2 separate regions of the Homo sapiens genome follow, and region 2 is linked to region 1. Evidence: read pairs that join two places in POLR2A ChIA-PET (ENCODE). Cell type or tissue: OCI-LY7. All regions are shown on one strand. Each heading gives the region's core, and the rest is flanking DNA. Links, peaks and the distances in the headings are about the cores only.

Evidence for each region. ChIA-PET counts read pairs that join two places held together with the same protein. Peaks named below come from ENCODE experiments on the same cell type or tissue, not always from the same donor. Only the 100,000 strongest peaks of a DNase experiment are listed, where the experiment ranks them.
Region 2: POLR2A ChIA-PET joins it to region 1 with 7 read pairs; 25 of 35 experiments call an interaction of 5 or more read pairs at or near these places.

The regions. Positions count from the first base shown.
Region 1 is chr1:33,113,024-33,117,415 of GRCh38, reverse strand. The region is part of intron 10 of AZIN2 (antizyme inhibitor 2); the gene reads right to left. Among named protein-coding and RNA genes, the nearest start is that of AZIN2, 34 kb to the right of the region's middle. In OCI-LY7, for the core only: no CTCF peak of the experiment used is centred there; no DNase peak of the experiment used is centred there.
Region 2 is chr1:33,170,345-33,174,736 of GRCh38, reverse strand. All of the region lies in intron 1 of TRIM62 (tripartite motif containing 62), which reads left to right. It also overlaps a transcript of ZNF362 not described here. Among named protein-coding and RNA genes, the nearest start is that of TRIM62, 9.5 kb to the left of the region's middle. RefSeq lists an enhancer at 1,829-1,998. In OCI-LY7, for the core only: no CTCF peak of the experiment used is centred there; a DNase peak (open chromatin) is centred at 2,326.

The sequences.
Region 1 (4,392 bases), core at 226-4,225:
CCTCTACAGCCCTTCCCCGACCCTCAAATCTAGCCTGTCTTCTGAGCCCAGCCCTGGGGCTCCCTCGTCTATGAAGCCCTCCCAGATGTCCTCACTCCATGCCAGGCCCCACAACAGGAGCCAGCAGTATACCAGGCTAGACTCACCCTCCCTCAGGCCCTCAGTCTAATGAGAAAGATGGACTTCCAACAACAATCACAGGGGGACCTGGCAGAGGTCACAGAGGACCCCACAGAGTAGACACAATTACTCCCATTTCAGAAAAATGGAGGCTCTGACAGCTTAAATGACTTGCCCAAAGACACAACTACCAATGACATAAAATTTAAGATTTTTTCTTAAATGATTTCCAAATCCAGAAATTTGTAACAGACTCTGGACAACCAAGTTATCAGTGCCATTTGCCACAGTGTAGGCAGGGATCTTGCCAGGCAGATCCTAGAGTCACCACTGAAATGTGGATGATGATGACTGTGCCCTCTGAGAGGCCTCTTCTCCCATCACTGCACTTGCTGTGCTCCAGTTACTCCAGTTGCTCTGGGCTCCCCAGGTAAACCCTACTTCCCTTCCCATACCTCCTACTTTCCCCCATGCTATTCCCTGAGGCCCCAAATTTGCAAATTCCTATTTCTCCTTTAGATCTCAGCTAAAATGGCTTCAGGGAAGCCTTTCCTAAAGCTCCATGCTCCCTCAAGCTTTGCTTTCGTAGTATTTACCATAATTCATAAATATTTGTGAAATATCTGCTCAGGCCTGTCTTCCCTGAAGACTATAAATTCCATGAGCCCAGGGGATGTGTAGGTCTTGTCATCCCCATCTCCTCAATGCCTAGCAGGCTGGCATCCATTAGGTGCTTATTCAAATAATATTTTTAAATAAATGAATTAAAGAATGGGGAATATATGAGTGATGAGAAAGAGAAAGAATGACAAAGGGGAGAAAAAGGATATGAATGGAAGCCATCCAAAGGGCATAGATGGAAGCAACAGAGAAGACCAGCAGAGAAAAAAGGAAAGGCGTTTCAATACCTTAGCCAGAGCAGGAATGAGTAAAATTGAGAAAGAAAAGTCGCAGTTTCCATAAGCAGAAATAGTGCTCATATATTTGATAAAAAGTTAATAAGCTATTAGTCCCATTAATAAAGAAAAATATGTACATTATGTAAGTTAAGAATGATAGCTATCCAATCTTCAGGAATTCATTCATTCAACAAGTACTTATTGAGCACCTACTAATTGCCAGGCTGTGATCTAGGAGCTGGAGATGCAGCAGTAAACACACACACAAAATAAAATTCCTGTGGTCATGAAGCTCCCATTCTAAGAAGGGGAGACAAAGGAATACTGTATATCCTTGTTCATATAACTGAACATTCTTGTTTATAAACTTTTTGTTGATGAATAAAATTAACCTCAAGTGGTCTGAATTATTTCCCTTAGCCCCACTCATTGAAAAACATTAAGCTAATGTTTAAAGATGAGTGGAGGGGATGCTCTATAAATGAATCTACAAGGATCTTTGGGAAAATAAATTTTAAAGATTCTTCCATGGTAAAGAGAAAAGGCACCCTTGGATTATAAGAAGTTAGCATTCCCTCACTTGTTATTAGTGGTGTAAATTTTAAAAAATTAGGTGAAAAAAGATTTTAAATCTTCACATGACATAATGCAAAGCTACGCTTTTACTATTTATGTATCTATTTAACTTTTTTTTGAGACAGAGTCTCACTCTGTCATCGAGGCTGGAGTGTAGTGGTGTGATCTCAGCCCACTGCAACCTCTGCCTCCTGGGTTCAGCGATTCTCCTGTCTCAGCCTCCCGAGTAGCTGAGATTACAGGTGCCGGCCACCACACCTGGCTAATTTTTGTAGTTTTAGTAGATACAGGATTTTGCCATGTTGGCCAGGCTGGTCTCAAACTCCTGACCTCAGGTGATCCGCCACCTCGGCCTTCCAAAGTACTGAGATTGCAGGTGTGAGCCACTGCACCCAGCCTATTTTTTTTTTTTTAAGGAATCTGTGAAATAAATATTCTAAAAGCTGTGGCAACAAGCTTGTAAATCTCAGCTATTTTTACAAGTCTGAGTGGAAATGGACAAGCATCTGCAAAAATCCAAGATGCCCAGTCTGCCAGCCACTAGGCCCCTCTGTGAGAGAGGGCAGGGGGTTCCTCATTTACAAAGCATACCACCACCACTTCATACCTTATCTGGGAGGCAGGTGGCATGATTGCATTCCCATTTTACAGATGAGAAAACTCAGAGAGGGAAGGTGACCTGCCCAAGGCTCTAGGGGGAGTTAGTAGAACTCTGGGCAGTCCCAGACAAGGAGCCTCCTGGCTGCACCTAGCTGCCTTCTTCAAAGGCACATATGTCTGACAGAGCCACAGAAAAAACAAGGTCAAACATTGAAAAAGGTGCACGGCCTTGATGGAATCCCTAAATAATTCTTCAACTTTTAAAGAATAAATCAATAGGCTGGGCGCGGTGGCTCACGCCTGTAATCCCAGCACTTTAGGAGGCGGACACGGGCGCATCACTTGAGGTCAGGAGTTTGAGGCCAGCCTGGCCAACATGGCAAAACCCTGTCGCTACTAAAAATACAAAAATTAGCTGGGCGTGTAATCCCAGCTACTCAGGAGGCTGAGGCAGAAGAATCGCTTGAACCTAGGAGGCAGAGGTTGCAGTGAGCCAAGATCCAGCCATTGCACTCCAGCCTGGGTGACAAGAGCAAAACTCCATCTCAAAAAAAAAAAAAAAAAAAAAGGCGGGTCGCGGTGGCTCATGCCTGTAATCTCAGCACTTTGGGAGGCTGAGGTGGGTGGATCACGAGGTCAGGAAATCGAGACCATCCTGGCTAACACGGTGAAACCCCGTCTCTACTAAAAATACAAAAAATTAGCCGGGCATGGTGGCGGGCGCCTGTAGTCCCAGCTACTTGGGAGGCTGAGGCAGGAGAATGGCGTGAACCCGGAAGGTGGAGCTTGCAGTGAGCCGAGATTGCGCCACTGCACTCCAGCCTGGGCGACAGAGCGGGACTCCATCTCAAAAAAAAAAAAAAAAGAAAAGAAAAAAAAATCATCCAGTCTGGCCAACATGGTAAAGCCCTGTCTCTACTAAAAATACAAAAAAATTAGCCAGGCATGGTGGCAGGCGCCTGTAATCTCAGCTACTCAGGAGGCTGACACAGGCGAATCATTTGAACCCGGACGGAGGTTTCAGTGAGCTGAGATCGCACCACTGCACTCCAGCCTGGGTGACAGAGCAGGACTCCATCTCAAAAAAAAAAAGAAAAGAATAAATCAATAATTCGTACAAAAATATTTTAAAAGACAAAAATGAGATAAAAAGAAAAAAAAACCCTATGGCCAAAATCTCACTTGTGAATATATAGGCAAAAACCTGACATGAAATCTTAGCTAACCAAATTCACAGTCATATTATCTCTAAAATGAAAGGTGCAGACAACAGGAGAGAAGTCAATCACTGGCTTCATAACATGGAAAATATAGATCTACAGTTCAAGTTTAATTTTCCCAATACATGTCAACATACCATGAAGTAGCCCGTAGCATCTATTCTTTATTAAAACTACAGACAAAACAAAACCCCACAATGAAGAGAGACTATTTTAAATAATGATCCAACTCTGACTTCATTGAGATACACTGAAGTTCAGCCCTGTCATTTTCCAAATGGAGAAACTAGAGAAACAAGGCTCAGAGAGATTAAGTAGCTTGCTTTGCCTAAGGTTACTCAGCTGGTCTATGGCAGAGCCAGGTCTCAAACCCATGTCTTCTGATTCCAAGTCTGAAGCTTTCTGTCATCATTCCCATTTTATATATGATGAGAAATGCTAGCAATAGCTATCAGAAAAAAAGAAACAAAAAAGCATAATACATAGAAGATGAAGAAATAAAATATTACACTGCAGATAACGTATTTGCCCACCTGGAAAATCTTAAGGGGGTGGGTGTGGTTACTAGAGGAAATCAATGAATTTTAGAATGCAAGCCAGCATCTCAGCTCAAAAACACAGGGAAAAGTTTTCACTCACAATAGTAGTGAAAGCATTAAGCTATTACATTCTTGGATGTACTTGGGCCACAGTAATACTTATTCAAATAAAACAATAAAAAAATAATAAAACCAGCTGGGCGCGGTGGCTCACGCCTGGAATCCCAACACTTTGGGAGGCAGAGGTAGGCAGATCATGAGGTCAGGAGGTCGAGACCATCCTGGTTAACACGGTGAAACCCCATCTCTACCCCATCTCTCCAGGCATGGTGGCGGGCGCCTGTAGTCCCAGGTATTTGGGAGGCTGAGGCCTCCCAAGAGAATCGCTTGAGCCTGGGAGGTGGAGGTTGCAGTGAGCTGATATTGCACCACTGCACT
Region 2 (4,392 bases), core at 96-4,095, 57 kb before region 1:
TCCTAAAAGATACGCTGAGTACTTCAGGCCAGGGAGCAGAAAGAAAGATGTTATGGACAGAGGGAACAAAAACATGCACAGCCTGGTGCAGATTGTTCCACGGACTGGGTTCAAGGCTTTGACAGGCAGTCATGCTCTCCTTCTCTCTCTCTCCCCCAGCCTACCTCTCATTTAATTCTAACAGTAACCCTATGAGATGGATCTCATTGCCCCATTTTATAAATGGAGAAACTGAGGCTCAGAAACTGTGCCTAGCTGGGCACAGTAGCTCACACCTGTAACTCCAGTACTTTGAGAGGTCAAGGCAAGAGGATTGCTTGAGCCCAGAAGTTCGAGACCAGTGTGGGCAACATGGCAAAACCCTATCTCTATAAAAAATGCAAAAAAATTAGCTGGGCATGGTTTCATGCACCTGTAGTCCCAGCTATTTGGGAGGCTGAGGTGGGAGGATCACTTGAGCCCAGGAGGTTGAAACTGCAGTGAGCTGTGATGGTGCCACTGCACTACAGCCAGCCTGGGCAACAGAGTGAGACCCTGTCTCAAAAAACCAAAAAGGAAAAACAGAAACTGTGCCTAAGGGCCTGGAAAGGGAGAAGGGAGAAGAAGGGGGAAGAAGAAAGGGGGGAAAAGAATATAAATGTATTTACTACCTCTGAATTGTACACCTAAAAATGGTAAAGATGATAAGGTATATATGTATATTTTACCTCAATAAAATTTTTTTTAAAAAGAGGCTAAGCACAGTGGCTTATGCTTCTAATCCCAGCTCTTGGGAGGCCAAGGTGGGAGGATCATTTGAGGCCAGAAGCTAGGAGTTCGAGACCATCCTGGGCAACACAGAGAGACCCCATCTCTACAATAAATTTTTAAAAATTATCCAGGCATGATGCATGCCTGTAGTGTGAGGTACTTGGGAGGCTGAGGCAGGAGGATTACTTGAGCCCCAGGAGTTTGAGGCTATAGTGAGCTATGATTGCACCACTGCACTTCAGCCTAGGTGATAGAGTGAGCCCTTGTCTCTAAAAAAATTTTTTTTAATTAGGGAAAAAAAAAAAAAAGAAAGAAACTGTGCTTAAGGTCAGAAAACCACTAAGTGTCCCTGAAGCTGAAACTTGAACTCAGGTTATCTGAGTGTGACCAGGGACAGGCATGGAGGTGAGCACACATGTGTTCAGGTGGTTCGTTGTGGCTAGAGGGGAGGGTGTGGCAGGAGGAGGTAAGAATGGAAAAGCAAGGCTTGACCAGCTCAGGAAGGGCTTTGAATGCTTGAATGTGCACATACATGCACACACACACATACACACATACACATGCATGCGCACACAAGCTCACACACACACATGCACGCACCCATTGAGCTTGATCCTTACTTAACATGCTAGGAAGCCAGAAACAAATGTGAGCAGGCAAGTGCAGCCCGGCCAGGTCTGCATTATGGACCAAGCACTGTGGGGCAGTGTGCCAGGGGAGCTGGTGGGAGACCCTAGAAGCAGGGACTGGCCAGATGTTGCCAGAGATTGTGTGGCTCAGAAGTGCACAGGGAGGGTTGGGGCTCAAAGATATAAAATAATTCCAGTCTGTTGGGAGGACCAGGAGCATCCGGTTCTAGGTATAGATGAAGGATTGGGGTTGGGGGAGGAAAGGGAGAGGCAAGTTCAAGTTTGTCACGGTCAGGTTTCTGGCATCCTTGGGTCAGAGAGGGAAAGAGAGAGCAGTACCCAGACATGGAGAAGAGGAGAGGCTTGAGCACCTATTGTGTGCAGCGCCATGCTGGGCCGTGTCATAGGTGCCATCTCACTTTAGCCTTCATCACAACACTGTGAAAGCTTGCGGAGGTGAGCCCTGAGCGAAAGTCATGCTGTCAGGATTTGAACACAGGCTTTTCTGATGAAGAGTCCCTGAAGCCAGAGCTGAGATGGCTTTCCACAGCTGCTTTGTCCCCTGGACCAGAGGGAGGGATGGCCTCACAGCAGGAGAGATCTGGCCTTGGGAACATTTGAGCCCTGCCTCTCTGTGCCCCCCAACTCCTCTGTTGCCCCAGTCCTGGCTTCTTCATACCAATAAAGAGCCCCAGAGCCTCAAAGCTGGCATATTTGCATAACTGTGTGCTCAGGGCTGCGCAGACTCCACAGCCCCACCCTCTGAGGTGTGTCCTCCCCACTCACCTCATCCTGCCCGGCCCACCCCCGCTCCGATGGGGCCCTGTGGAATCCAACTCTCCCAGGCTGACATTCAAGGCCTCCTCCAGTGCCCACCCCTACCCTAGCTAGCCCCAGCTGGCCTTTCCAGCTTGTGACTCCACCCACCTGTCACATGCCTGGCTGCAGCCATCCCCAACCACCCCGACTTCCTGCACACGTGAGGGTGGGCCCCTACCCAACCTGTTCTCCCCACCTGCAATGCCCTGGCCCATCCTGGAGACTTGAAGGAACCCTGGCCATCCATCTTCCTTTGTCCTTCCATCAGAAACAAACTCCTTCCTTGAAGCTCCCCCCGTTCTGAGTCCCAACTTTACATATAGTTACTATGATGATAATGACAACTAAGATTGATTGAGCTCACCCTGTACGTCATGTCAGGTCATGAATTAAGTCATTTCATTCCCAGAGCAAGCCTATGGAGCAGGTGCTGTTAGGCCTTACTTAATAGATTTGAGGTCCGGTGCCATGGCTGATGCCTGTAATCACAGCACTTTGGGAGGCCAAGGTAGGCAGATCACTTGAGGTCAGGAGTTCAAGACCAGCCTGACCAACATGGTGAAACCCCATCTCTACTAAAAATACAAAAATTAGCCAGGCGTGGTGTCGGGCGCCTATAATCCCAGCTACTCAGGAGGCTGAGGCAGGAGTATCACTTGAACCTGGGAGGCAGAGGTTGTAGTGAGCCAAGATCGCACCACTACACCCCAGACTGGGTTACAGAGCGAGATTCTGTCTCAAAAAAATAAAAAATAAAAATAAGACCTTACTTTACAGATTTGGAAACCAAGGTGGAGGGAGGGTGCTGTGAGCACAGCCAGGTGTTGTCAGCTGTTCTGGATCCTAGCAGGCCCTCCATGTTTATCCTGTTCTTCTTTGTATTTTACCTATTCAAGTTTCTTCCTCCTCGACTAACTGCAAATTTTTCAAGGACCATGTATAGGCCCACCCCTGGAGCGGCCAGCACAAAGCCTGACACTCATTGGGTACTCAGAAATTTTTGCTGCATTGATTTGCATGGGAGGTAGGGAGGCCAAGAGATTTTGAACATGGATTTTCGGAGCCACTGAGAGCCTCCCCTCTGCCTCTTACTAGCTGTGTGAACTTAGGCAAGCTGCCTAACCTCACTGAGCCTCAATTTCCCCCTCTGTGAGATGGACGCAATAAAGACACTACTAACCTTGTGGATTGTTGTGAGAATTAGGTGACAAGATGCCTGTGAAATTCAAACCCAAACCACATCCGCCTCCAGCCCCTCTGGTCCTGGGTCTCTGCCGTTACCAGTGTCCTTCCTCAGGGTTAAGCTGTATCACTTGAGAGTTTATCAGGCTCCAGTTTCCTGTGTGACCTCTCTGCTGGAGTAAAATTTCTAGTTTGTTCTCCTGTGTCAAGCTGTGTGGCCGTGGGCCAGTCAGTCCCTTCCCTTGGGCCTGTGTTTCCTGTCCTGGCAATCCAAGGGGTTGGACCAGATGGTCCCTGCAGCCTCTTCCTGCTCTGGCCATCTGAGAAGGGAAGGAGGGGCCACCTGGACACAGTGAGGGATGAAGACACAAAGAAGCGACTAGGGAGCCGCATACGGGACACAGTGACCGCTCTGTCTCCCGAGCACCCAGGGTGTGCCAGGCTCTGTGCCCTGTGAGGCTGAACACTTCTTACCATTGTCTCACTTTATCCTCCCAACCCTAGGAGATATGATTATCCCCATTTTTCAGACAAGGCACTGGGGCACAGAGAGGTTAGGTGACATCCTAGGGTCACACAGCCCAATGGGTGGTAGAGCCAGTCTTCTAACCAAGGAAGGAGACACGTTGGAGCGGGAGGGGTGACACAGCTCAGGCAGCCTTCTAAGTCCTACCTTCTGGACTCTAGGGTTTGGTTTTCCTAAGTTAGCTGTTTCTTTGGGCTCTGCACCTAGCCCATCCAAGGAACTCTGCCTGCTGGGGGCCTTCTCTCCCCTCCCACCCTTTCGAGGTGAACTCTGACTCAGCCTAGCCTCATCCTTGGGCAGGGACATCCTGAAGACTCAGCGAGGCCAGGGGTGTGTGGCCGTGTCCTAGGTACTGAGATTGTGAAAATCTCCCCTTTCCACAGTCCTTGCCCTCAAGAGCCCATAATCTAGTGGGGGAGATTTTTGTTGTTGTTGTTTTAAAGATGGGGTCTCGCTCTGTCACCCAGGCTGGAATGTACAATCTAG